Regions from separate parts of the Mus musculus genome. Here regions 2, 3, 4 and 5 are each linked to region 1. The links are chromatin loops, found by intact Hi-C in ENCODE. Cell type or tissue: heart. All regions are shown on one strand.

Region 1 (5,000 bases):
ACTGCCCAACTGTCTTTAAGTGACTTTGGTTTCTCATTTTGTATGGGTTGCTATGTTACAGAACTTTCTATGATGGTGGGATGTTTTATAGTGCCAGTGTCTTTATAGTCACGTGATCAGTGTCAGTAAGGAACCAGATCTTAAATTTAAATTTTAATCAATACACCTGCTTAGTGGTTTTGCCAGTATGAGTCTAAATAAATGGCTTCCAAACTGGGGCGCACACATCCCAGGAAGGGAAGAGAATACACAGACTGCAGGTAGAAAACTTATTACTCCATAGATTTATATCATTATTTGGCATGTCTTATTTAATATTTAATAACAAGGTAAACTGTAATAGACATATGTGTGTACACATTGTACATGTATGTTTAATAATTTTCATCATTCATTATTCTTAGCTTGTGCTTGGCATGTTACAAATATTGATTCATCTAATGACTCTTTGAAGTACTCTTATTATTCTAGTTTTACACACGAAGGAACTAAGGGTAACTAAGTATGTCCAAGGACGCAGGTATCATAGTTTGTGGCAAAGCCAAGATTTTGAGTGTAGACAGTCTGGCTTGCATCTTTGTACTTTAAGTTAAACAAGTGTGTTGTAGGGAGGGCAACTTTTTTTTGTTTTTTTTTTTTTTTGTTTTTTTTGTTTTTTTTTTTTTGAGACAGGATTTCTCTGTATAGCCCTGGGTGTCCTGGAACTCTCTGTAGACCAGGCTGGCCTCAAACTCAGAAATCTGCCTGCCTCTGCCTCCCGAGTGCTGGGATTAAAGGCATTCGAAGAGCAACATTTTTATTGATGACACTAGAAACACAGCAGTTCCTAATCTTAAAATTTAAAAAGATTTTAGAGTGTGCTTAGTCTAGCACACATAAAGATTGTGTGTGTATACGATTGAAATCCTGTAACTATCCCTATTACGACAACTGATCTCCTTTGCCAGTTTTGTTCTGGATACTAATTTAAAACAACTGTATTTGTTTCACAGACATTCTTCTTCCTCTTCCTCTTCTTCTTCTTGTTTTTCGAGACAGAGTTTCTCTGTAGACCAGGCTGGCCTTGAACTCAGGATTCCGCCTGCCTCTGCCTCCCAAGTGCTGGGATTAAAGGCGTGTCCAACACCGCCCGGCAGCTCTCAATCTTCTTAATGCTTTAATATAGCTCCTCCTATTGCGGTGGTCTCCACCATATAATTATTTGTTACTACTTCATAACTGTAATTTTGCTGTTATGAATCATAATGCAAAATATGTTCTCCGATGGTCTTAGGCGACTCCTGTGATCCGCAGGTTGAGAACTGCTCAACAGGAGGCTAAAAAGAAAATTCCTGAATAAAACTTTAATAATAACCCAATTTCTACCCCTTTCCTGTTTAAACGGTGTGCTTTTCCCAGCCAGCCAGCCTAGATGCCTCTGCTATCTCTCCGCAGCGCCTAGTAAACGCTCTTCTAACCCAGCGTCATGGTAGCACCGAGTTCTAGGTACGCGAAGCAGTTGGCCGAGGGGAAGTTTTGAAAAGAGCGGAGTTCTTCGGCATAAGGTTACACAGGAGCCTGCGGGTCATGGGTGCGGTAAGCGCAGACCCCTGGCTTGGGAGAAAGCGACAGCAGGTGTTCGGCTGAATGGCCGAGCCGGGCGGGGTTGGCAGACGCGGTTGGGTGGCGAGAAGCAAAGCCTTTCCTGTTCCTTAGGGCGGGAGGCGTGGAGGCAGCTTCCGCCCATTCTTCCAGAGAACTTCGCGGACTGCTTAAGAGCCCTTTCCGAAGGCTAGCCCGAGTCAGGAAAGTCAGGTCAGGCGACCCAGTCCAGCCTCAGCTGGCTCAGACGCGCGTCACCTCTGCAGAGGCGCGCGTTCCCCAACCCCGCCGGGGGAGGCCCCCGAGTGGGTGTGGCCTCCGCTGAAGAGCCCGCCCCCCGTGCGGTCGCGTGGGGATGGAGGGGCGGGGCAAGGCGATGGGCGGGGCGAGGGAGCCGGGAAGAAAGGGCAGGGCGGGTGTGCTCGTGCCCGTGTTTGGCGCTTGGGCGGGGGCGCGCCGGTGCGCGCGCAGGAGGGAAGCCAGCCGGAGCGGCCGTTGTCGGGTTCGACTGGAGGGGCGGTGAAGTCACCTGCGAGCGGCTGCGCCCGCCGCGTCCGGATCGCGCCGGCCTCGCGGGGCCCCACGCAACCCTGCGAGGCTGGGGTCGGGGAGCAGGCGGAGTCCGCGCCCGGAGTCGGCGACTAGGAGGACTCGCACCCTCGGCGCCGCCGCCCGCGCGGGGTCGGGTAGGTGCCATGGGGGTCGGGACGCACCGGGCGGCGGCGGGCTGGGGAGGGAGAAGCGAAACTTTGCGGGCGCCTATCCCCGCGGGCCCGGGCCAGCCGTGGCGCGGGGAGGGGTTGGCGCGGGCGGCGGCGGCCGACGCCATGTTGGGGTCTGTGGGAAACGGGGCGCTCGGGCGGCTCCCCTCCGGGCCGGCGCTCGGGCTGGAACCGCCTGGGTCCCGCCGCGCCCGTCCGCGGGACGCCGCCCGGAGGGCCAGGGCCGGGACCATAGACGGCGGCTGGGGACTGGACCTCGCGTCGCCCCCGAAGTTGTGGGGCAGCAGGACTCGGGTCCCCAGATCGTGCGGTCTGAAAACTTTGCAGGGTCTGGGCGTCAGGGGCACGCTCTGACTCCAGCAGTTTATTTTATGACTTTATATGAAAATGGCACCGTACAATTGGCTCAGATAGGAGCGGTAGCTTACACGCTACTTGAAGGGTTTTTTTTTTTTAAGTTTTATGATCTTTTGCCTAGTTTTTTTTTTTTTTTAATGTTATTAAAGGCCAAGAGCTGGTTCCCCAAGTTGCTCGAGTAGCCTTGTATAGTCCTCGAATATTAAAGCAGTAAGTTGTGTGAGTGTGCAGTGGAAATGACTAGTATTCAGGTTACATACACCTAAGCAGTAATTCAGACTCCCAAGTACATTAAACTGGTAAATGCCTTCTTTGTTATGTTTTAATATGTTGCCTAAGAGACTCGTTAAAGAACCATTTAGAGTTGAACGTTCAGTTGAAACGTTAAGGCATGTGTTGTCTTAAGACTAAGTGAAATAACCCAGTGTGTTGGCTCATGCCGGTTTTCTGAGCACTCCCGCGGGCTAGGGCAGAAGCATTGCCGCGAGTTCAAGGCCAGCCTTGGCTACAGCTTGAGTCTGAAACAAACAACCCCAGGACCACAACAAACAGATTAGGGTGATTTTGACGATTCAGTTTTTTTTTTATTCTTTTTCCTTTTCGTTCCTTAAAGGTGCATGAGTTTTGAGCCCCTATCTTTGTACCTTTATAGCTTAAGGGGTGGGAGGACCCAGGTTAAATCAGAATTAACCCAGGCTATTTTTAATCACTATGGGTCATGAGAGCATTGGGAGGTGAATGGTATTAAGTTGCTTATTTGGAAAGCTCTTTATAATCGCCCCTGCCCCCAAATGAAACTGGTGTACAGCATGAAGTAGCCTAGTAAATAAATACCCTTAAAAAAATAAAGGCGGCTTTAAAATTATGTTAAATGGGCTGAAAAGACTCTTAACAATGCAGAAGCCGTAAACAGCCGTGGTGGTTTTCCTTTTTTACTCTTTAGTTTTTTAAAATCATTCTACTATGTGGGGAAGGAGGAGGCACGCAGCCCCAGACCTCACGCAGAGAGGTCAGAAGACAAATTTCCTGAGTTTCTTCTCTTCACCATGTGATTATGGGGATGGAATTTAGGTTGTCAGGCTTGGGGGCCAGCTGCTATCATTACTTTCTGAGCCACTTTTCTGACCCCTCTATTTTTAATTATATCGTGTGTGTGTGTGTGTGTGTGTGTGTGTGTGTGTACATTTGTGTGGGCACATGGCACAACTGTGGAGGTCAAAGGGATAACTTTGGAAGTTGCTTCTCCATCCACCTTCTGCCCCAGGATAGAGCTGAGGCTGTCAGGCCTGGCCTCAGAGCCTTACCCCACAGAGCCATCCCTGCCCCTCTTTTTAGTGTTTAGTAGGTAAAAGTACTTTCTTAGGTATGCCAACTTTCTTTAAATTTTTCTTTAATTTTTGCTCCCTTGTCAGGTCACTTCCATTTGATATATATTTATTTTTTGGACCAAAAATTATTTATCAGAAAGAAGTTACTAGCCTGATATCACAAATCTTAGTAGTCAGTCTGCAGCCATCTGATCGTTTCTAGAGCATGGCATAACTCATCCCTGTGTGGGCATTCTCTTGCCCATCTCGTTTCTTCACTTATCCTAATTCAGGCTTCAGTAGAACTGTCTGCTAAAGAGCTGATAATGCAAGGGTATGATACTGACTGTTTTCTTCTTAAAAACTTTTTGTGGAAGCTGGGGGTGTAGTGGAGCACGGCTGTAATCCCAGCACCCTGAGGCCAAATTGCTGAGGGGTTGATCTGGGATTCATAGTGAGACTGTCTCAAAACCAACCAAAACCAAATCTACCCTCAAACCTGCCCTCTTTGATGCTTTCCCACCCACTGTGCAGACCAGCTTCCTCTTTCTCCATTGGATTCAACCCTAGGCGTCCTAGACCTACCACCTAGGTCTGTAATGGCACGCCCTTGACGGCAGGCCTCATGTGAGGTCCCATTTGCTTGTCCATCTTCCGCAAGCCAGAATGGAGCAGATGCTCAGGGGAGGCTTAGATGGTTCCCTGTAAATAGTCTTCATAAACTTACTAAATTGTCATTTATCCGTGGGATAGCTAAGCTTCTCCGTCGTCTGCCCTACGCACTACAAACTCCATTCAGTTGGCGGATGAAGGGCTTGAATTTGTGTGTGTGTTTTCTTTTTAGACACAATTAACTATTTCCAAGCAGATAATAGACTGATGGATAGTTGTGATGGAGAGAAGCTGTGGATGGACAAAAGGATGAAAAAAATCAGTTTAAAATGGGATTGAATTTTTGCCATTGAAAAGGTTTTGTTTGTCTATAGGTCATTTAATTAAACAGTTTTTGTCGTGGTTTTGGCATACTTGTCTT
Region 2 (5,000 bases), 150 kb before region 1:
TGTATGTGTACACTAGCACATACCTGTGCACACTGAACTGTCTTGCCAGTCCCTCAATTTAGGTTGCTTTGTTTTTAAATAAAAACTAGGTCTTATTATGTGCCTACCCCAGAACTTTTGATGGAGACCAGCCTGACTACAAACTCACAGGAAAGCAACCTGTCTCTGCCTGCCCACTCCAAGATTAAAGGTATATATACCATATTCCCATCCCTTAATTTTCAATTTTAACCCAACTTAAGTAAACTGATATTTGAGTCAAACTTTCAACTACATCTTTTTCAGCTGTAAACTTTATCAACCAAACACAAAGCCAGGCAGGGAGTATTCTAGCTTTTACCCAGCCAACTGCTCCCTTGTATACTCAATAAACTATTTTTTTTGTTTTTGTTTGTTTGTTTTGTTTTTCAAAACAGGGTTTCTCTGTATAGTCCTGGCTGTCCTGGAACTCACTTTGTAGACCAGGCTGGCCTCGAACTCAGAAATCCACCTGCCTCTGCCTCCCAAGTGCTGGGATTAACGGCATGCACCACCACCACCCAGCCTCAATAAACTATTCTTAAAACAAAAAACCTAAATATGTGGGCTGGTGAGATGGCTCAGTGGGTAAGAGCACCCAACTGTTCTTCCGAAGGTCAGGAGTTCAAATCCCAGCAACCACATGTTGGCTCGCAACCATCCATAACGAGATCTGACTCCCTCTTCTGGAGTGTCTGAGGACAGCTACAGTGTACTTACATATAATAAATAAATAAATAAATAAATAAATAAATAAATCTTTTTAAAAAAAAAACCTAAATATGCTTTAAGTATTTCCTGTGAGAACTTTGCATCTGATTATGCCACTCATATAAGGTATATACTGGAATGTATTGGAAAGATTTGGTACTGAAAAACATTAAATATCTCATTAATAATTTTATATCAATTACATGTCATTGTAATGATGTTTTTGGTAGTTAACATAAGTACTGAAAATTTAAGCATCCACATAAGATAGTGCTGTTGTGTTTTTAAAAAAAAAATCCTAGGGGCTGAAGAGATAGTTAAGCAGTTAAGAGTGTTTGCTTTCCTGCAAAAGGTCTAGAGTTTGATGCCCATCCCCACGGGTGGTTCACAACTGCCTCTAACTCCAGCTCCAAAGGATCTCATGCCCTCTTCTGGCCTCTGCAAGTACCTACATGCATGTTCTCTCATCTATCTAGTCTCTCTGTACATGTGTGTGGGGGGGGGGAGATAAAAATTAAACATCTTTTAAAACTCATCCTAAACTTGAATACCCTGTCCTTCCACAGATGACCCAGAAAATGACCCTTCTAATAGCCACTATTCCTTTTGGCACCTCCCCAGAGATGGTAGCTCCAAGAGGGGAGCAGGTTCTTTGTAGAAACCAAGAGGAGCAGCAAGGCTTCAGAGTTTGCCCATATGGTCATTGATCATCTACCCAAGAAGTGTTACCCATTACTGTTTGCTTGCTTTAAAATATCTCTATTGGGCTGGAGAGATGGCTCAGCCGTTAAAGGCTAGGCTCACAACCAAAAATATAAAATATCTATCCTGCATTACAAAAATACATGCTATCTTCTTTTTAATCTCCAAGATGAACAAAAGTAAGTCATAATAAGTTGAGAACATGAAGATGAATTGATTCTGTTCTACCACTCTGTCTAATCATTGTTAGCATCTGGCCCATTTTCCTTTGTTCTTTGTTTTTTGGTTTTCTTATAGGCATAATTTTTTAAAAGTCATACCTAAAATTTAACATTTTATCTTGTTTATCACATATGAGTAAAATATTTTGTGGACAGAGAAAGTAGCTGAGTTTACTTGTGGGTAAAACATTCTCCTTTGAGAACTTACAGTGGAGTGATTACTTTGTAAGATCTTGCTGGTATGCCTTTCTTGGTTTGGTTTTTGTTTTTGTTTTGAGACAGTTTCTCTGTGTAGCTTTAGCTGTCCTGGAAGTCACTCTGTAGATCAGACTGGCCACAAACTCCTGAGAGATCTGCCTGCCTTTTTAGTGCTGGGATTAAAAGCATGGGCCACCACCACCCAGCAGGCACTTTTCTCAGTTTTGAGATACATACCCAGGGAAAGATGGTGTGGACTTAACTGTTGATTTTGGAAACTTGGTCCTTCTACCACATGTGGGAATTAGTTATATATTTTTTTCTTTGAAGGATATATATGTGTGTGTGTGTGTGTGTGTGTGTGTGTGTGTGTGTACATATATATATATATATACATATATATGTACATATACATATATCTCAGAATGCTTATGGTTTGTGATAGGCAGTTGAGAGATTTATTTCTCTGACCTGTGATGAGGAAACTGAGCTCCAGAATGAAGTGAAAATAACTTGCCCAACAGCAAGTGAGCTGGTGTCTTGAGGCAGCAGTAGGGCAGGAATCCTTTCAACCTGGTGCCTTCCTTGCTTTTCCCTGCACATGACCTCAGGCTCCTTCCAGCCTGATTCTAAAAACTTCAGAGACTAGCACTTTTCAGTGGCTTTGGCTGCCAGCAGGAGGCTCCAAAAACATCTTTTAAAATTAAAAACAACAACAAAAGCACCCACAACTTTGATGAATGCAGTTTTGAAATACCAGCTGGCTAAACATACTGATGAAAAGCAACCTTAAAACGATTACTTGTGGGGCTGGAAAGCTGGCTCAGTGGTTAAGAGTGCCGACTGCTCTTCTGAAAGTCCTGAGTTCAAATCCCAGCAACCACATGGTGGCTCACAACCATCCATAATGAGATCTGATGCCCACTTCTGGTGCATCTGAAGACAGCTACAGTGTACTTGGATATAATAATAAATAAATTAAAACAAAACAAACAAACAAAAATGATTTCTTATGGGCCAGAAAGATAACTCAACATGGCAACGTGTATGGTGGCAAGCCTGATGGCTTGAGTGTGATCCCCAGAATATACATGGTGGAAGAAGAGAACCTAGCAGTTCAAAAAAACAAAGATGCTAATAAAAAGGTTTGTTCTTTTAGTCAGAAACAAGGGATGGCCTTGAACTGATTCTCCCACTGCCACCTGTTTAGTACTTGGTGGCATGGGCCACCTTTGATTCAAGTAATTTAAAAATCAATTTTGAACTACAAAAATACCAAGCCAAAAGAGTTGCCTGTGCTCCTTACACCTCTGTCTATTTAGCTAATTTACAAGGACTTACCACATCCTGTTCAGAAGTCTGAAAACAGTGAACAGAGAGCGGTTAGGTTGGTAATTCACTGCTTTGTTAACCTTAACTTTTGAAAGCAGTCGTTTCCATGAGAAATACACTAGGGAGCAGAAAGGAGTAAAAGACAAGATGAAAAACAAAAGAGACACTGGTCACAAAAATTAGTAGGCCATGGTTTCCAGCAAGGACTTTGAAAATTATAGTGGCTGAGGCTTGTACAAGCTGCCTAGTGTTTTCACACCTTACAATCACCACCAAAGATGTGATTTTTAAGATCTTGGGGGCATAGCCGGGCGTGGTGGTGCACGCCTTTAATCCCAGCACTTGGGAGGCAGAAGCAGGCAGATTTCTGAGTTCGAGGCCAGCCTGGTGTACAAAGTGAGTTCCAGGACAACCAGGGCTATACAGAGAAACCCTGTCTCGAATAAAACCAAAGGGGGGGGGGGGGGAGAAAGATCTTGGGGCATTTGTAATGATGTCGGTCCGAAGACCCAAGCTCAAAACTACTCAGCATTCTGAAAGAGCTCTTTCAGCCAGGAACTCCTTTAGTCTTTAAGGAGTTAACAGGTGGAAAGGGGTTCCCCGTTAATCTGCTCTGAACTTTTACACGGAGTAAACACACCGTGAAAGTGGAAGCAAAATGAAGGAATTGCACGTGAAATCCCTCTGCAAATAGTAAACACCGCTTCCTTTTAGTTAGCTGTGTGGCCTTAAAATTACTTTCTGTGCCTCCAAGTTTCCTCCGCTTAAATAAGCAATGTTGGGGCCTCGCAGGGCGGTCGCGACTGAAACGAAGTATTTAGAACCCACAGCAGTCTCTAGCACACCCCAAGTGCCAGCGACCAAACTGATGAGGACGGAAGCGACGGGAAGTGCTCTCCCCACAGGTGCAGGCTCGGTGATGCGCGAGGTCAGGAGGGGTCGGGCGGGTCTCCGGGTAACGGAGCAGGTTTCCCGTCACCCGCAGGTTCTCGGTGTCGCCGTGCTCGTCACGGCAGGGAGAGAGTCCGGCATGAAAGCCAGAGAGCGGGCAACCAACCGCCGCCCTCCCGCCTGTGTAGCCCGCACTTACGTGAGCCGAGCAGAGCTGCGGGTGCTGAGGTAGCTGCGGCAGGCCGGGCTCCTGCGCTGCGGTCGCTGCCCTGGCCGCCGCCGGCCCGTCCGGGTCCTTTTGTTGTTGTGCAGCTCTGGGAACAGCTGATCGGCTTCCCAGCCCCGCCCCGAGCCGCGCCAGCCGCAGGCCGACCAATCGGCTGCGCGGGGGCCTCCGGGGCCGCCCTGCGAGAGGTTGTCACTAACGCACGTGACCTGGCACTGGGCCGGCGGCGCGCCCGGGGCAGAAACAAGCCCGGGCAACAAAGCGGGAGCCGGAGAACACTCCGGGTGAGCGGGAGGAGGGGGAAGAACAGCGGCCCGGGACTGGCCGTGGTGGGAGCCGGCGGGACCGAGAGGAGAAGAGCCCGACCCCCGGAGCCGCTTCGGCTGAGTGAGGAGCCCAGAGTGTGGGTACAAGGCACTCAGCCCCCTTTTGCTGAGGGGCTGGTTAGGGATAGTAGTTGCTCCTCTGGTCAGTGTGGAGAGAAACCAATAGTCGCGATGCTGAAGGCAACCCACCGCTGGACATTGTTTTAAAAGAAGTCAGGGCCCCAAATACATGGGATGCCTGTGTCCCACTCATTCCTCACCCCTTAGACAGTAAGCCGGGGCCTAGTCTGCCTTATGAACTTGAACAGGAAGCTCTCAGGTCTTGCCCCCCAAGAGTCTGCTCTAGAAAGACAAAAGTCGGGCAGAGGAGGCCAG
Region 3 (5,000 bases), 130 kb after region 1:
TAATTAAAAAAAATCATTTGCTCATGTCAGCAAATGACCCAAAAGAGAAAAATCCCTCCCCAAAGCCAAGAACCACTGCTACATGTCACAATATTTCAACTACTCCAAGTTCTTCAGGGAAAGCCACCAGGCCTACTGCCACCTAGACCATTTATTTAAAAGAACACTGAGCTGGGGACATAGCTCATATACTCTACTAATAGAGTGCCCGTTTAGCATGGACAAAGTCCTGAGTTCTAATGCCCAGCCAGCATTGCCCAGTCTCCTGCCACTACTCAAAAAAAAAAAAAAAAAAAAAAAAAAAAAAAAAAAATTAGTGTCAGGCAGACACTGTCCTAAGGCTTTCATTACTTCTATCTTTAGATGAAGAATAGGCACTGAGAGACTCTAAAGCTTGTACAAGGGCACACAGATAAAGGGCAGTTCACATACTTACATGTTATGGGACAACTGTTCCTAAAGTTTTTACATTGTGGACACTGTTACTCAACTTTAGAAATTTACTGGGCCATTTTTTTGGTTCCAATTCTTTAGAAGTGTATTTACTTTGAAGCCCTAACATGAGGATGTATCCCTCGTACCGAATGGTTAACCCAATACCTCCAGGCTTTACCTTTGTGGCTGCCCCTTCTCTCACTTTTATCCTTCATGTCTTTCACTGCCTACACTGGTATTTCCCTTCGCTTTAGAACTATGCTAAAGACTCTCTTCTAAACAAACCATCACCCCCACTCCCATCACTCTATAAAACTGTCCCTTGAAGCTGCCACTCTTTCTTACTCACAACTGGAGTAGCCTATATCCATTGCTTTAGTATCAGCAACACCCATGGTTTCCTCAATCTTACAGCTACTGACATTTGGGGTCACATAAGTCCTGTATGTCGAGAGGAAGCACTATTGGCCTGTCTAGGCTATTTTACAGGGTTCCTATCTACCTGCTAGATGCCTAAAGTATACTTTTTTCCAGTTGTGGTAACCATAAGAACTCATGTCACTGCAAAATCATCACTAGTCTAGAAATACTGATCTTATTCAAGTGCTTTAGTTTCTTTGAATATCAATACTTTATCTACTAAAACAGTATCTTTCAAACTGCTTTCAGGCGTAATGCTCTATCTCTGGACTCATCTCTGTATCTGTCAACTACAGGGAATTCTTACCTCAAATAATTACTTTCAGGTTTCTCAGTTCCAACCCTGGGTGGCCTATCACTCAGAGCTGAGTCTGCCTCTGCCTCTGGGGTTAACGGTGTGTCTGTCCCACTGGGCCCCAACTACAGAGACGCTCCCATGAGACTCTTCTTTGGTTTTGACGACAGACTGTCTAGGCTCTTTTCTCATATAATTCAAGAAGTTCAAGAAGCAGATGAATTTTTTTTTTGGTTTACTTTTTGAGACAGGATTTCTCTGTGTAGCCTTGGCTATCCTGGAACTTACTCTGTAGACCAGGCTGGCCTTGAGACAGATGAATTACTAAGAAGATGATGATGAGTATTATTTAGTTGAAACCTGGTCTTACTAAATTACCCAGCTGAGCCTCAAACTCATTCTTAGACCAACGCTATCAGGCCACCTAGATTTGGTGAATGAAGAGAGAACACCATTCACCTCATTGGGCGATAGGGGTAACCCATATCGGGGACTTAGCACAGAGAGAAGTAAACATTAGCAATTATTATCACAGCTATCATCTAGAGATGGTAAGTTAAGCCATGCAACCAGCAGGTGGTCTGTTCATAAACTCACAAATGATTTCCTTTGGCTTAGTGTAAAACTTCAGTGATGGCATTCCATACCAGAAAGGAACTGTATTTAAAACTTGGCTTAGGGTATTTGCTGTTGTTTTTTGCACAACTTCTAATCATTGTCCCTGATAAAAAGTTTAACACAAGTGATAACAGTTGTGATTCACTTTAGGCATTATAAATGTGCTAAGGTGGGGGCAGGGAGAGGAGGGTGTGGGTGGAGTCTGGTAGTCAGACACAGGCAGGAAAGATCACATGGCTGGGGAGAAGCCACAGAAATGGCCATCCTTTCAGTGTGGAGACAGTCTAAGCTTCTTTATGTTGGTTCCAAGATGAAAAGGCCTGACAAATTCTCTCCAACCACAAAGGAACAAAACCAAGCCAAACACAAAGCAAACACTGCAAAGTAATACCTTATACATTAATGGAAGAAACACCAGCCTTTCCCCCAATGGTCTAGGCAAGCGGCAGGTCCTAGCAGGAGTTATTACTGAGCCTAAGATCTCACTTTAAAGGATAATGCAACGACGCCTGCTTTTTATTGTTGTTGTTCAAATCCCCAAAGATTTAAGTGTCTTTAAACTTCGACCTGGATATAATAGGACATTTGCTGGGTCCCTTAACTTTGGAGACACGGGGAATGGCAGGCAACTGGGCAATTTATTTAATTCAGATATTTGCAATGGATACTCTTAATAATTAAATATACTCTCATCTAACTCCTCGAGCTTAAACAAATCAGACAATAAAATGGTCTTCTAACAGCTGGCCTACCGGTTCCCTAAGGGTTGCCTGGTAACGGCGTGAGAGGCACGACATTTGCAGTCAGGGCCCCTCGCCGATGAGAACGCTGTGGGTCTGGTCAGCGTGGCCCTGTCGTGTCTCAGGGGAGGGACACCCCGATCCACGTCAGGTTAGGGCTGTCAGGTAGGGTCTCAGCTCCCTCAGGCTCGCCCAGGGGCGGGGTCTGAGCCGTGACCCGAGGGCCGTCGAGGGCTAGGACAGTAGCCCAGGCCGCGGGGGCGCGCGGCGGCGGAGGCCGGCTTAGGCGCCCCGAGCAGGGCTGTAGCAGAACCGTCCACCCGCCTGCGTTAACCTGAGAGTTTCTTTCTCCTGGGCTCCGTTCCGGTCGCCGCTGTGCGAGCCGCCGCCGCCGTCGCCTTTGGGCCGCTCACCCAGGTCCAGCCTCAAGGGGTCGAGTCTGCAGAACTTGGTCTCGACTTCATCCAGAAGTTCGTCCAGGTCCTTCGCCATCTTGAACAGACGCGTCTTTCTCTCCCGAGCCTCGCTGGCCGGTGGTTTCCACGGCAACGCGAGAAACCGACGCGCCCGGGAGCGGGTTCCCCACAACCTTCCGCGCCTGCGCAAACCTCCGGGCGACTCGGGGGGCGCGCGCGCTGCCGCGGCGCTGACGGGCGCGCACTCGCGGTGGCAGGGGGTCCCGAGGCCCGGGGACCCGCTGAGGCCGGCCGCCGCGGATGTTGTCGGTGGGTCCTGCGTGCCCGGAGCGCTTCCCTTGCCGTCCACGCAGCCTGTGGGCCCGCTTTGCCCTTCACCTCTCCCGCTCCGCTCCGGCGCCTGATCACAAACAGTCTCTCTTTCCACCCCAACAGCCTCTCTTTCCACCCCGTGGCGACCCCTGGTCGCTTTGGCAGGCTGTATGTTTCATCGGGGAATCTGCAGATCCAAAATTATTCATTCGGTGGCAAAAAACATTCCCTTCCGTAGTCGGCAGGATTCGAACCTGCGCGGGGAGACCCCAATGGATTTCTAGTCCATCGCCTTAACCACTCGGCCACGACTACTGGTGATGCTAATTTTGGCAGGAAGATTCTATGTAGACTCTGCATTGGAAACTTATGCCGCACTCAAGCTGGCTTGGATCGGAGTGAAAAAGCTTAAGCACATTCGAACATTGTGCTTTGAAGAATTCTGCCCCTCTTTTCTGTGACATAAAAGTGTTGGAGCTGAGTCTTCAAAGCTAGAGTGGGGGGTGGGGGGGGGGGTGCGGTCGAGAGGAGAAAGGGAGGGAGAGAAGCGAGAGAGGGGCCCCGGCTACTTTCTTATTGATAGAGGCATTTGCAGTAGAGAGACTGGAATTGCAGGACCTCTGGCCAGCCTCCCAGCTTCCCCGCACACTTCTAGTTTTCCTTTGACAAGCAGCTCCTAGACCGTTTTTCTCTCATTACCAATAAAATAGTGATTCCTATCAATTTATGAATCGCAAGACTGTCTCACCAGGATATGAAGCACTACTTTGAAAAAGAATATAAACCACGGTGCAAAACCCAAAACAAAATAAAGCAAAACAAACAAAACAAGCCCCCACAGTATTTTCAATTCTTATGGTTTGAGCAGGCAGTCATATCTATATAGCCTGGGCTAGCCTTAGAACTTGAGGTCTCTCCTACCTCAGCCTCCCTGGAGTCGGTTTGTAACACAGACCTAGATCACAGCACCGCTTCATGAACATAGCGAGCACATTGCATTTCTAAAGTTGTATTAGCCAAGAAGTCGGCACTCTGAGTTCGGCAGACATCTGAGCCAGGTGATTTGTTAGTTTCATTTACTTAATTCGTTCAAAATAGTTTTAAATTTCCCGAGGAGCAACATGTAACGGTGCGCAATATAAAAATGGTAGGTAACAGCTCACCAGAAGCCTTTGGAAGGATGATGGTTTTTTTTTTTTTTTTTTTTTTTTTTTTTTTTTTTTTTTGGCGGCCTATTGTTGAGTGCAACCATTACTTAAAATGTAATGTTATAGTAAAACAAAGGTAATGTCTGGCAAACTCTAGCTGTTTCTCTGCGTGGCCTTGCTGCTGTCGAGCCTGTTTACATCATAAAATTTGTAAGAACTGTGAGTTTGTTTTTTTTTTTTTTTTCTTCTGAGGTTAGACCTAGCAGTCTTTTTTCACAAGGCTTTCAGAATCAACCTGTGGTCATTGCTTCCCGTTTCATGCTCCCAGGGGCCTGGGAGCTGGTTGGAGCTGTCGCCAGTTTTTCATATACTCCATGCCCATGGCATTTCTATTCCATGCTTGTTGGTTGTCCTGACCGCACTTTCTTGATTGCTCTACTCTCCCTTTTTTCTCTTTTCTTACTCAGTCACATGAAGGAAACGTCTAATCTGCCATTTTACCTTGGGAATCTTTTTTTTTTTTTTAATTGAAGACAAGCCTTTCTAAAGATACATTTGTATTAGTTTTAATGCGCGTGTATGTATATGCATGTGTATGGCTGTGTGTGAGTATGTA
Region 4 (5,000 bases), 94 kb after region 1:
AGGCAGGGGAAGCAAGCCAGTAAAGAACATCCCTCCATGGCCTCTGCATCAGCTCCTGCTTTCTGACCTGCTTGAGTTCCAGTCCTGAATTCTTTCAGTGATGAACAGCTGCATGGAAGTGTAAGCCGAATAAACCCTTTCCTCCCCAACTTGCTTCTTGGTCATGATGTTTGTGCAGGAATAGAAACTCTGACTAAGACAGTGGGTGACAGTCATATGATAGGGTCCCGTGGGAACCAGTTTTCTTTAGAGTAAGGAGCTTTAGCTACAAGAAAGAACTATCACAGAAAAAGCTCTTTGTGACTCATGAGACTCTCGGAGTACCTAAAATTCTCTTAGTAAAACCAGTTTCCTTATGGTTCTCTCTCTCTCTCTCCCTCCCTTTCTCTTTCTCTCTCTTTCATTTGCTTAGAGAATAACTAGAATTACCTTTAAAAAGTTGGGATAGGAAGGGGCTGAGGGTGGGGTGGGGCAAACATGGAATTGGGAACTTTTGAGCTCTGCCAATATGTTACCTTTTCAAAAATTACATAAGGCACTGGCAAATCTCAGAAGGTAAGGGACTTGTTGCTAAGCCTGATGGCTTGAGTTTGATCCCTACAACCCACATGGTGAGGAAAAGAACATATTTGGGCCAGTTGTCATCTGATTTCAACATGCATGTGTGACATGTCTTCATGAATGCATGTGCAGAGACACAGGCACAGATACACACACTCACTAAACCTACCATGAGCTGTTATCAGCTCTCCACAGCTGCGGGAGGGTGTGTGGCAGCTGTTTCCCTTTGGGGCGGGTGGTTAGGGGGTATGCTGGCTAGTCTTCCATCAACTTGGCACTCAAACTAGACTTATCTGGAAGGAGGGACTCCCAGTAGAGAAAATGTCTCAATAAGATCTGTCTGTAAGGCATTTTCTTAATTAGTGATGGATGGGGGATGGCCCAGCCCATTGTGAGTGATACAGTCCCTGGGGCTGGTAGTCCTGGGTTCTGTAAGAAAGCAAGGGGGCAAGCCAGTAAGCAGCACCCCTCCATGGACTCTGCATGAGCTTTTGCCTCCAGGGTCCTGCCCTGTTGGAGTTCCTGTCCTGACTTTCTTCAGTGATGAACAGTGATGTGGAAGTGTAAGCCAAGTAAACTCCTCCCCAACTTGCTTTTTGGTCATGGCATTTTGTCACAGCAATGGAAACCCTAAGATAGGGTGTATGTTTCTGAAAGGCTGGCAGGACTTCTTGCGTTGACTGGGGAAAGAGAGGTAGAAAGAGGGATGCAGAGGCTAGGGGACTATCTGGAGGGATCTGTCTTGGGTAAGGAAGGCCACACCTGATAAGCAAAAGGGAATAGAATTAGGCAGGCTTAAAAGAAGGGTATGGCAGCAAAGAAACTCTGGTCCTGGCTGGCCTTGATTCCCAAGACTGTTATCTTACAATGTTATATACCAACTATGTCTAGAAGCATGTCCTGTTAGCCTTCTGAGCCTGTGGGTTCTTCGGTAAAATGGAGAGGCTGGAATGACGACCTGGACAATGTGACTCCCAGTTCTGGTGTTCTCTAAGTACTAACCTTCTCTCCATGGTTCCTCTGTGAAATGAAGGGACGCCCCATTCAGAAAAGGTGTGAATGGCACCAGCCATGTGGTAGGTGCCTTAGGACACATGGAGCTTAAGCACCAAGAGCTGGAGTCAACCCAGCTCTCAAGGGCACGCACAGTTCCACCCTGAGTTTAGACATCTGTGGAGAAAGCAATGGGTTAGCCCGGTGTGCAGCCTCCACCTTACCTCCCCTCCCCTCCCCTCCCACAGTGCCTTCCTCTTCGGGCACTCTCATTGGCTGGAGGCTTTGAGACCTGCAGATTGTCTGGGGAGAGGCTGCTGGCCTTCACCTTAGAGATTCTCACTGCGGAGGGGAGACCCCACCTAAGGAGCTCAGTTCTTAGTCACAGGGTGGCAAATTGAGACTAGCAGCATGTGAAGATGCAGGTGTGGGGTCACTTGGGGTCAGGTGGCTGATCTGTGGCGCTGGAGGATACATGTGGGATCCTGGGTCTAGGATATTGTCAGGGTTTAGAAAGCAAGGACCTTGAGTTCAGGGTCTGATACCATGGCAACTGGCTACAAGCACAGGTACTGAAAGGGACTTAGTTCCTGGCATCCAGCCCTTCTGTAGGGCAAGAGCATTAACAGTGGCTCATGGGCAGGAGGAAGAGGCCTTTCAAGCCCTGCAAGACCCCTGCCCAGTGTTTGTGCTCATTTCTGTAAAATCCAGGATAGACACCAGGTAAATAGTGCGTGTCATTTGGGGCGGTAGAGTAATTTCTGATTTTCTATGCATTGCATTCTTATTTTTTATTTTCTGCAGTAATTATAAAACCTTAGAAACAAAACCATACCATTGCACCCTTGGATTGCATGTGCTGAACACCCATGTTCAAAGGTCACGAAGAGATGGTCTCCTGGCCTCAAAGGCCTGTCAGCACAACTCTGCCAACCTCAGCATCTTGGACTCCAATCACTTCTTGTAATGGAGGAGTCACCTTATTGCTGTCCCCAAGTCTCCCTAGGTTCCCTGCAGTGCTGCAGGAACAGACTGGTCAGGTGAGTCAGCTAACTTGTCATATTTTATTTCCACGCTGGCTACAGGCACATCTGGGCAGAAAGCATCACCAAAGACCTCGACAAGACTTGCTAAAGTGATGCTTACTCTTTGTACCTGCAAACAGTTGTGTGGATTAGAACAGGGCATTTTGCCCAGAGGAATAACAACAGCCACTGGGAACAACAGCAGGTGGGATCTGATGAAAAACAAAGAAACAAAGAAACAAACATAATGGGTGTTTTAAAACTCTAGGCACTTTTCCCCAAGAGACCAAAGCCTGAGAACAGTGTGATTCTTGGTGCAGGTCTGCCCCCTACAGGCCAGATTCTCAATTGACTGGGTTACTTCTGTAGGGCCAGAATAGTAGGTCTAGTTCTCTGCCGCCCCGTGTCTGTTTTTTTTCACTGTGAGATGTTTCCCCAGGTAAAGTACCTTCAGGGCCTCCCTCTTTTGCCAGCTCCCTCAGCTAGGAACGTAACCTGGCGACTCAACCACACATTGGCTGCAGTAAGAATTTTAGACTATAGAAGTTTTAAGAGACATGTCTTCCCTTTCCTATCTAGGAGTAGTGTGTATTTCTAGCTCATGTGTTGACATGTATGTAGCAAGGCAGTTTCCATTTTGGTCACATTAGAGTCAGAGATGAGCCACAAGTAGATCTGTCCAGATTTGTCTTCCAGATTTAAAATAGTGCAATGCTTCAAGTATGCCTATGGATTCTAATGCCTGGTTATGATGGGGTCAAAGACACTGGACCTAAAAGACAAGTTACGATCAATCGTTTGGAAATGACCTGTTTCACTTAGCCCTACCTGTCTGATCACTAGTGCCTGCCCCTGGGCCCTCTTGCTATACACCTGGTACAGAATGATAAGCATTTAAACATTCACGTGTGCTTCGAGTGTTCCCTTCAGATGGGTCATGTTGGGTCTCCTGTTATCAGATGAAGCTTGGTGGGGCCAAAACATTTTGTGTGCTGGTTTGAATATGCTTGGCTCAGGGAGTGGCACTATTAGAGGTGTGGCCTTCTTGGAGTAACCTTGTTGGAGGAAGTGCATCACTGTAGGTATGAACAGTGAGACCCTCTTCCTAAGCACGTGGGAGCCAGTCTTCTCCCAGTGGCCTTCAGATGAAGATGTAGAACTCTCAGCAACTCCTGCACCATGCCTGCCTAGATGCTGCCATGCTTCTTGTTATGTCCGACCAGCAGCTCACATATCTGGGTTCTGTTCTGGGAAGGCATCTTGGAATCTGGAAGAGAAGAGGGAGCTAGGCGGACGAGAAAAAGATGAAGCTAAGACAAAAATTCTGATCAAAGCTCAATTTTACTAATTCGCTCACCGAGTTATGAAGGAGGGGAAGGGGCCCGATTCCCGCCAAATCATCTTGGAGTAAGGTTGCAGGTGAACACCTGGTAGCTCCGGAACAGCTAGTTGGCAGGCAGAGGCAGTGGGAGTGGCAGGACGATAGGGTGGCAAGCTCCGCCCCATGCTCTCTAACACTGAAACCTGAGCAAACAGGTTTCAGGCTGGGGAGGGGAGGTTACAGCTCCTGGCTTGATAATGGACTGAACTTCTAAACCTGTAAGTCAACCCAGTTAAATGTTGTTCTTAGTCAAGGTGTCTTTCATAGCAGTAAAGTCATAAGCAACAAAGGTTCTCTCTAGACTAATGACAGAATGTTATCTTAAATGTGTGCATTTTTACATTGATCAGAAAGCAAACATGGTGTGCTGGGTAGTTTTATGTCGGCTTGAACAAGCTGGAGTTACATTAAAGGAGGGAACCTCAGTTCGGAAAATGTCTAAGATCCAGCTATAGGGCATTTTCTTAATTAGTAATTAATTGGGTACCATTTTGTGTGGTGCAATTCCTGGGCTGGTGGTCCTGGGTTCTATAAGAAAGCAGGCTGAACAAGTCATGATGAGCAAGTCAGTAAGCAGCATCCTTCCATGGCCTCTGCATGAGTTTCTGCCTCCAGGTTCCTTCCCTCACTGCTTTTGATGATGAACCGTTCTATAGAACTGTGAATGAAACAAACCCTTCCCCCCCCCCCCCCCAAGTTGCTTTTGGTCATGAAGTTTCATCGCAGCAATAGTAACCCTAACTAAACATTCAGTTATACACTAGAATAAAGGGGAGACGTTTTAAATAGCACTGATGCTGGACTTGGGGCCTGGGTATTGGCACTTCTGAATGTTTTCCCGTCAACCAGTCTAAAACCATATTACTGTAGAAATGCTGGGGTCACACATTTGTGTTGCTGCCTCTGACTTTTTATGTCCACTTCAGAGATCTGAACCTAGGTCCTAAGGCTTGTGTAACAAGCACCTTTATCCACTGAGCCATTTCTTTTTTCTTTTTCTTTTTTTCTTTTCTTTTCTTTTCTTTTCTTTTCTTTTCTTT
Region 5 (5,000 bases), 250 kb before region 1:
ACAACTCTGACTTAACAGCACGGGGAAAGGAATGGCAAAGAGGACCTTCCAGTGATCGTCCCGTGATGTATTAATGAGACAATATTTGGCTACTGAGGAAAATTCTGAGATCCAGTCCTAAAAGCTCACCATGAGTTGGTGTCTGATCTATACACCAAAGAATTTGTGCTTTAAATCTTGACACACACACAAGCTTATTACTTGGAAGTGAGAGAGGTTCTAATGAGTTTTCCTCCCGAGGCTCAGTTGGCAGTGGCAGACTTCCCGCTGGCCAGAGGACTATATTCTTCCCTCTATGCAACTTGAAAACGTTAACTTGGAGGTATCTGTCCAGCCATTTTCTTTGCCAATCTTGTCTGCCACTGTAGAATGCTTTAAAGTTTAAAGGACCAGGGTGGGAGTTGCCATTTAAAGACAAAATAATTCAGAAACTCAGCCCCAACTTAACACGGCAATCAGTGAACACTGACTGACTTCATTTCTTCAGATTGCTGAGTTCTCCATTCAGCTAGATACTTTTTTACAAAGTGATACAAAGAAGTTGAAAGCATTAACATGACTTTATAATAGCTTTAAATTTATTGCTGGTTTATAAAAGCCTCGATTCGATCAATCAAAGGCTTGCTATCCCAGCTATTCCTGTTTTGTTTTGTTTTCGAGATAGGGTTTCTCTGTATAGTCCTGGCTTTCCTGGACCTCACTCTGTAGACCAGGCTGGCTTCAAACTCAGAAATCTGCCTGCCTCTGCCTCCCAAGTGCTGGGATTAAAGGCATGCGCCACCACTGCCCAGTTTATCCCAGCTAGTCCTAAAGGATATAAGATCCATCAGAATATTTATAGAATAGTTTTACATATTCTATACATGGTTTTATTTTATTCTTTTAAAAAGAAATCTAAAGGGGCTGGTGAGATGGCTCAGTGGGTAAGAGCACCCGACTGCTCTTCTGAAGGTCCAGAGTTCAAATCCCAGCAACCACATGGTGGCTTACAACCATCTGTAACAAGATCTGACTCCCTCTTCTGAAGTGTCTGAAGACAGCTACGGTGTACTTACATATAATAAATAAATAAATCTTTAAAAAAAAAAAAGAAATCTGAAAACAAAACAACAGATAACCACCCAAAAAAGCCCACAAAGAGCTTAATCTATAATCCAGCACTTGGGTGGTTGATTCAATAAAATGGATGCAAGTTCAAGTTTAGCCTGGGCTACATAGTTCCAGGTCATTCTGGGCTACAGAGTGAAACCCTGTTTCAAACAAAGCAAAACAAAACAGGAGAAGCATCTAAAAGAAACTGACTAAATCTGAATTTTTTTCTTTGTTTCTCAGGGTCCCTTTATGAAAACAATCATCTTTAGTAACACATATCTGAAATTTTCTATGAGGTGTGTATAGGATGTCTGGGAGTTTTCTTCAAACTTTCTTCTGGATGTATTTTGTCCGGATCAGCTGGCCAGTCAGCTGATCACAGGAACTCTCTAGAAGGACCAATCTGGCTTTGGCTTTTGCTCTCCAAGTGCTGGGTTTTACAGGAATGCCCCACTACACCATGCTTTTTAGTTTTATTGATAATGATACTTAAGGACCTTTCAGAATGGTGGAACGCGTAAAATAGGGTTTACTGTGCCTAGACTGGAGATCTGAGGAAAATTAACTAGCTTCTTATTCCGAGAGTTAGTCTTGGGAAGTCGCAGAAAAGTTTGTTTTTTTTTTTTTTTTTTCTTTTTTCCGGAGCTGAGGACCGAACCCAGGGCCTTGGGCTTGCTAGGCAAGCACTTTACCACTGAGCTAAATCCCCAACCCCAGGAAAGTTGGATCTTAATTATGTAATAAGCCTTGGGAAACGGGGAGAGGAGTTAGGCTGGAAGGAGTCTCAAAAAGGTAAAGCACCCAAGACAAAGCAACTAGATTTGGTCTCTTTGGTTTTCTTACGAAGACATCGAACTCGCTTCATTTTCTCTGGGAATGTCCAGAGAATCTGGAGAGCCCCGCCAGAATCTAGCTTCTGAAGGGCCAGGAGACTCCATGGCAGCTAAGGGGCGGAGCAGTCTGCTGTTCCCGCCCCTTTCCTCCGAAGTCTAACTGGGATTGGTCGAGAGCGTGGCTAGCTGCGGATCCGGGGCCGGACTCTGGCCGACTACTACGCCATCTTGGGCTGTGCGAGCTGACTAGAGGTTCCGGGCGGTTTCGCTGGATAAAGGGACTGGGCGAGGGTCAGGTTGGAGCCCGGAGGCGGCGGGAGCAGCGGCGGCGGGGGCAGGATGAGCGCGGAGGCGGCGGACCGGGAGGCGGCCACCTCCAGCCGGCCCTGCACCCCGCCGCAGACTTGCTGGTTCGAGTTCCTGCTGGAGGAGTCGCTGTTGGAGAAGCATCTGCGCAAAGCCTGTCCGGGTGAGCGAGCGAGCGAGCGGGCGGGCGGGCGTGGTCTGCGGCCCGCTGCCTTCTGTCCCCCGCTGCCTGAGGCCTGGCCGGCGCCGCTGGGCCCAGCTCGACGGTGCCTCAGCCGGGAACGTCGCCGCGGAGCGTCTGCGGAAAGTTTCAGACAAAGGCTTTCGGTCTGCCGCGGTCCTCACAGCGAAGGGCGCCCGCACTCGCCGTGCGGGGGTCGGGTCGCCGATGTCGCACGGCCCTGGGGGTGACTTCGTGAGGGGAGAGCGGCTCTGCGGAGCCTAGAGCCGGCCGTAGCCTTCGGTTCATTCAGCCAGGGGATTGTGTATTTCACTGTTGAACCCCGAATTAATATAAATCCCCCGAAAACAGCTGCTTCGGCTGTTGTATAGGGATACCCGTGTTGGGCAAGGAACATGGCCCTTTTCCTCTTTCGGGCATTTTGGTAAAGGTACAATGTAAGGTCTTTACCTTTAGTTTGCTCAGTTCTCATCCGAATTTGGCCTTGTAGGAGACTACTTTGTGAAAAGTTGGCATCATTGGTGGGGCAGTTTTACCAAGTGTATCTCAGTGCTTTTAGAGCTTTCCTATTGACACATTGTTAGGGGCTAGGGTGCCAAGCCTCCGTGCTTAGCTCTTTAAATAGGTTGCGGTCCTTAGCGAAGCCTTCATTATAGTGAAGAAAGTGGCATTAGCCGCTACTTTACTGGTGGGAAACAAAGCTAGAGACAGTTCAATAAAAGACCCCTGTCAAAACACTACTTCTTTCCTCCAATTGGCATTGGTCTTATCTTGAACTGGGAACCTGTAATGCTTAGTTCTTCTCTGTGAAATGCTTTGTTATGAATCAGTTTTGAATCGTCCCCAGACCCTCTTGCTTATTAATTAAGCTGGCAAACGCCGATCTGCAGCTGTCTCTGACCACACCTCCAGATGTTTCGTGCCCCCCAAGTACCATAGTCTTTAGTATACGCGAATCCTTTTGCGTTTTTATAACGAAAACTTTAAGAATTTAATTTCTTTTAAATCCTAGATCCTGCACCAGTTCAGCTTATAGTTCAGTTTTTGGAGCAGGCTTCCAAACCTTCAGTTAATGAGCAAAACCAAGTCCAGCCTCCACCTGATAACAAGAGAAATCGCGTCCTAAAGCTTCTTGCTCTTAAAGTTGCTGCACATTTGAAGTGGGATTTAGACATACTGGAGAAAAGGTATAAAGCTGTAAATGGCATTACATTTGAAGCAGTGTTTGAATGTCTTTGTTTCTGTCTGGATTCTAATGTTTTTCTGATAGTGGCTTAAAATAAATTACTTTTCTGCATGTTCATGGCAAAACATTCAAGCATGTAAAGAAGGTATTAAGAAAGTAAACCTAGACATGTGTGTAGTCCCAATAGCCTGAGGCTGAGGCAGCAGGCTTACTAGAGCCCCCAAGTTAAGAGACCAGACAGGACAGCAGGGTAACTCAAACCATCCAACTCTGTAGGAAAGCTGCAGTAGATAAACCACCCTTTAAGGTAAAGAGAAAACTGTCTTCTTGTGGTACTAGAAATTACAGCCAGGGTCTCTGTTTTTTACCACTAGTAGCTGAGTTAATTATTGCTTCAGGCGTGGTAACATGAGAAAGTCCAGACTGAGTGCTGTAAATGTTTTGGTTAGCAGTTGATTTACTCTTGGATTTGTTACTTTTTGGCCAGGGATCATTGACGCCTCCCCAAACTGTTACCATCGCTACTCAAGTCAGCATTGACTGACTTAAACGCAAATAGTTCCAAAGGGATGCTTAGAAATTTACTTATTTTAATCCTTTCTTTCAATTTAAAAAATAAAAGGAGTACCTGAAGAACGTATAAAGACAGACATAACATTTTTGTGTATTTTTTTGTCCTGGTTTGCCCAGTGTTCTGGTTTTTTAGTGTCAGACTGAGCCTAAGCCTCAGAAGTGCTAGGGACGCAGTGCCACCAAGAGTGTCAACGCTTCCTTCTATTTTTATTATTTTTGTTTTGTTTAGAAATTCTGTTTTTTATTTGAACTTTTTTTTTTTTGGTTTATTTTATAGGTATGAATGTTTGGCCTACATGTATGTACATGTATCATGTGAGTGCCTTCAGAGATCAGAAGAGGGCATCACATCCCCTGAACTGGAGTTACAGATGGATGTGTGTGGTGGTAATCCAACCCACAGCCTCTGAAAGAGTAACACATGCTCTAACCACTTGAGCATCTGTCCAGTGCCTACCCACCCCCCCCTCTCTCTTTCTTTCTCTCTCTCTTTCTTTCTCTCTCTCTTTCTCTTTCTTTCTCTCTCTCTCTCTTTCTTTCTCTCTCTCTTTCTCTTTCTCTCTCTCTCTTTCTTTCTTTCTCTCTCTCTTTCTCTTTCTCTCTCTTTCTCTTTCTTCTCCTTTCTTCCTTCCTTCCTTCCTTCCTTCCTTCCTTCCTCTCTCTCTCTCTCTCTCTCTCTCTCTCTCTCTTTCTTTCTTTCTTTCTTTCTTCTTTCTTTCTTTCCTGACATAGGATCTTTTGTAGCTCTAGTTGACCATGATCTGGCTGTGTAACTGAAGGGGACCTTGACTTCGTGATTATCTTGCCTTAACTTCCCAAGTTGCTGACA

What was found. Hi-C counts contacts between places; a loop is a spot of excess contacts. Peaks named below come from ENCODE experiments on the same cell type or tissue, not always from the same donor. Only the 100,000 strongest peaks of a DNase experiment are listed, where the experiment ranks them.
Region 2: a loop joins it to region 1, with 4 times the contacts of the local background. A loop is called at or near these places in 12 of 42 quality-filtered maps.
Region 3: a loop joins it to region 1, with 2.5 times the contacts of the local background. A loop is called at or near these places in 2 of 42 quality-filtered maps.
Region 4: a loop joins it to region 1, with 2.9 times the contacts of the local background. A loop is called at or near these places in 15 of 42 quality-filtered maps.
Region 5: it touches region 1 in a loop (2.9-fold over the local background); 2 of 42 quality-filtered maps call a loop at or near these places.

What each region holds. Positions count from the first base shown.
Region 1 is chr4:11,004,660-11,009,659 of GRCm38, reverse strand. It overlaps Plekhf2 (pleckstrin homology domain containing, family F (with FYVE domain) member 2), which reads left to right and starts at 2,041. Exons shown (of 2, transcript NM_175175.4): 1 at 2,041-2,267. In heart, no CTCF peak of the experiment used is centred here; a DNase peak (open chromatin) is centred at 1,939; H3K4me3 peaks cover 2,993 bases; H3K27ac peaks cover 2,357 bases.
Region 2 is chr4:11,155,820-11,160,819 of GRCm38, reverse strand. It overlaps Trp53inp1 (transformation related protein 53 inducible nuclear protein 1), which reads right to left and starts at 4,379. Exons shown (of 4, transcript NM_021897.4): 1 at 4,273-4,379. In heart, CTCF peaks have their summits at 1,162 (motif pointing left) and 2,522 (motif pointing right); a DNase peak (open chromatin) is centred at 4,469; H3K4me3 peaks cover 1,651 bases; H3K27ac peaks cover 1,215 bases.
Region 3 is chr4:10,872,615-10,877,614 of GRCm38, reverse strand. 2610301B20Rik (RIKEN cDNA 2610301B20 gene) reads right to left here and starts at 3,117. Exons shown (of 6, transcript NM_026005.3): 1 at 2,843-3,117. The coding sequence starts at 3,000. n-TSaga9 (a tRNA gene) reads right to left here and starts at 3,551; the gene lies at 3,470-3,551. In heart, no CTCF peak of the experiment used is centred here; DNase peaks (open chromatin) are centred at 2,674, 3,094 and 3,554; H3K4me3 peaks cover 2,622 bases; H3K27ac peaks cover 2,223 bases.
Region 4 is chr4:10,910,717-10,915,716 of GRCm38, reverse strand. No RefSeq gene overlaps it. Among named protein-coding and RNA genes, the nearest start is that of 2610301B20Rik, 39 kb to the right of the region's middle. In heart, no CTCF peak of the experiment used is centred here; a DNase peak (open chromatin) is centred at 2,906.
Region 5 is chr4:11,251,375-11,256,374 of GRCm38, reverse strand. It overlaps Ints8 (integrator complex subunit 8), which reads left to right and starts at 2,116. Exons shown (of 27, transcript NM_001159595.1): 1 at 2,116-2,394; 2 at 3,425-3,599. The coding sequence starts at 2,265. In heart, a CTCF peak has its summit at 2,349; a DNase peak (open chromatin) is centred at 2,124; H3K4me3 peaks cover 2,443 bases; H3K27ac peaks cover 1,479 bases.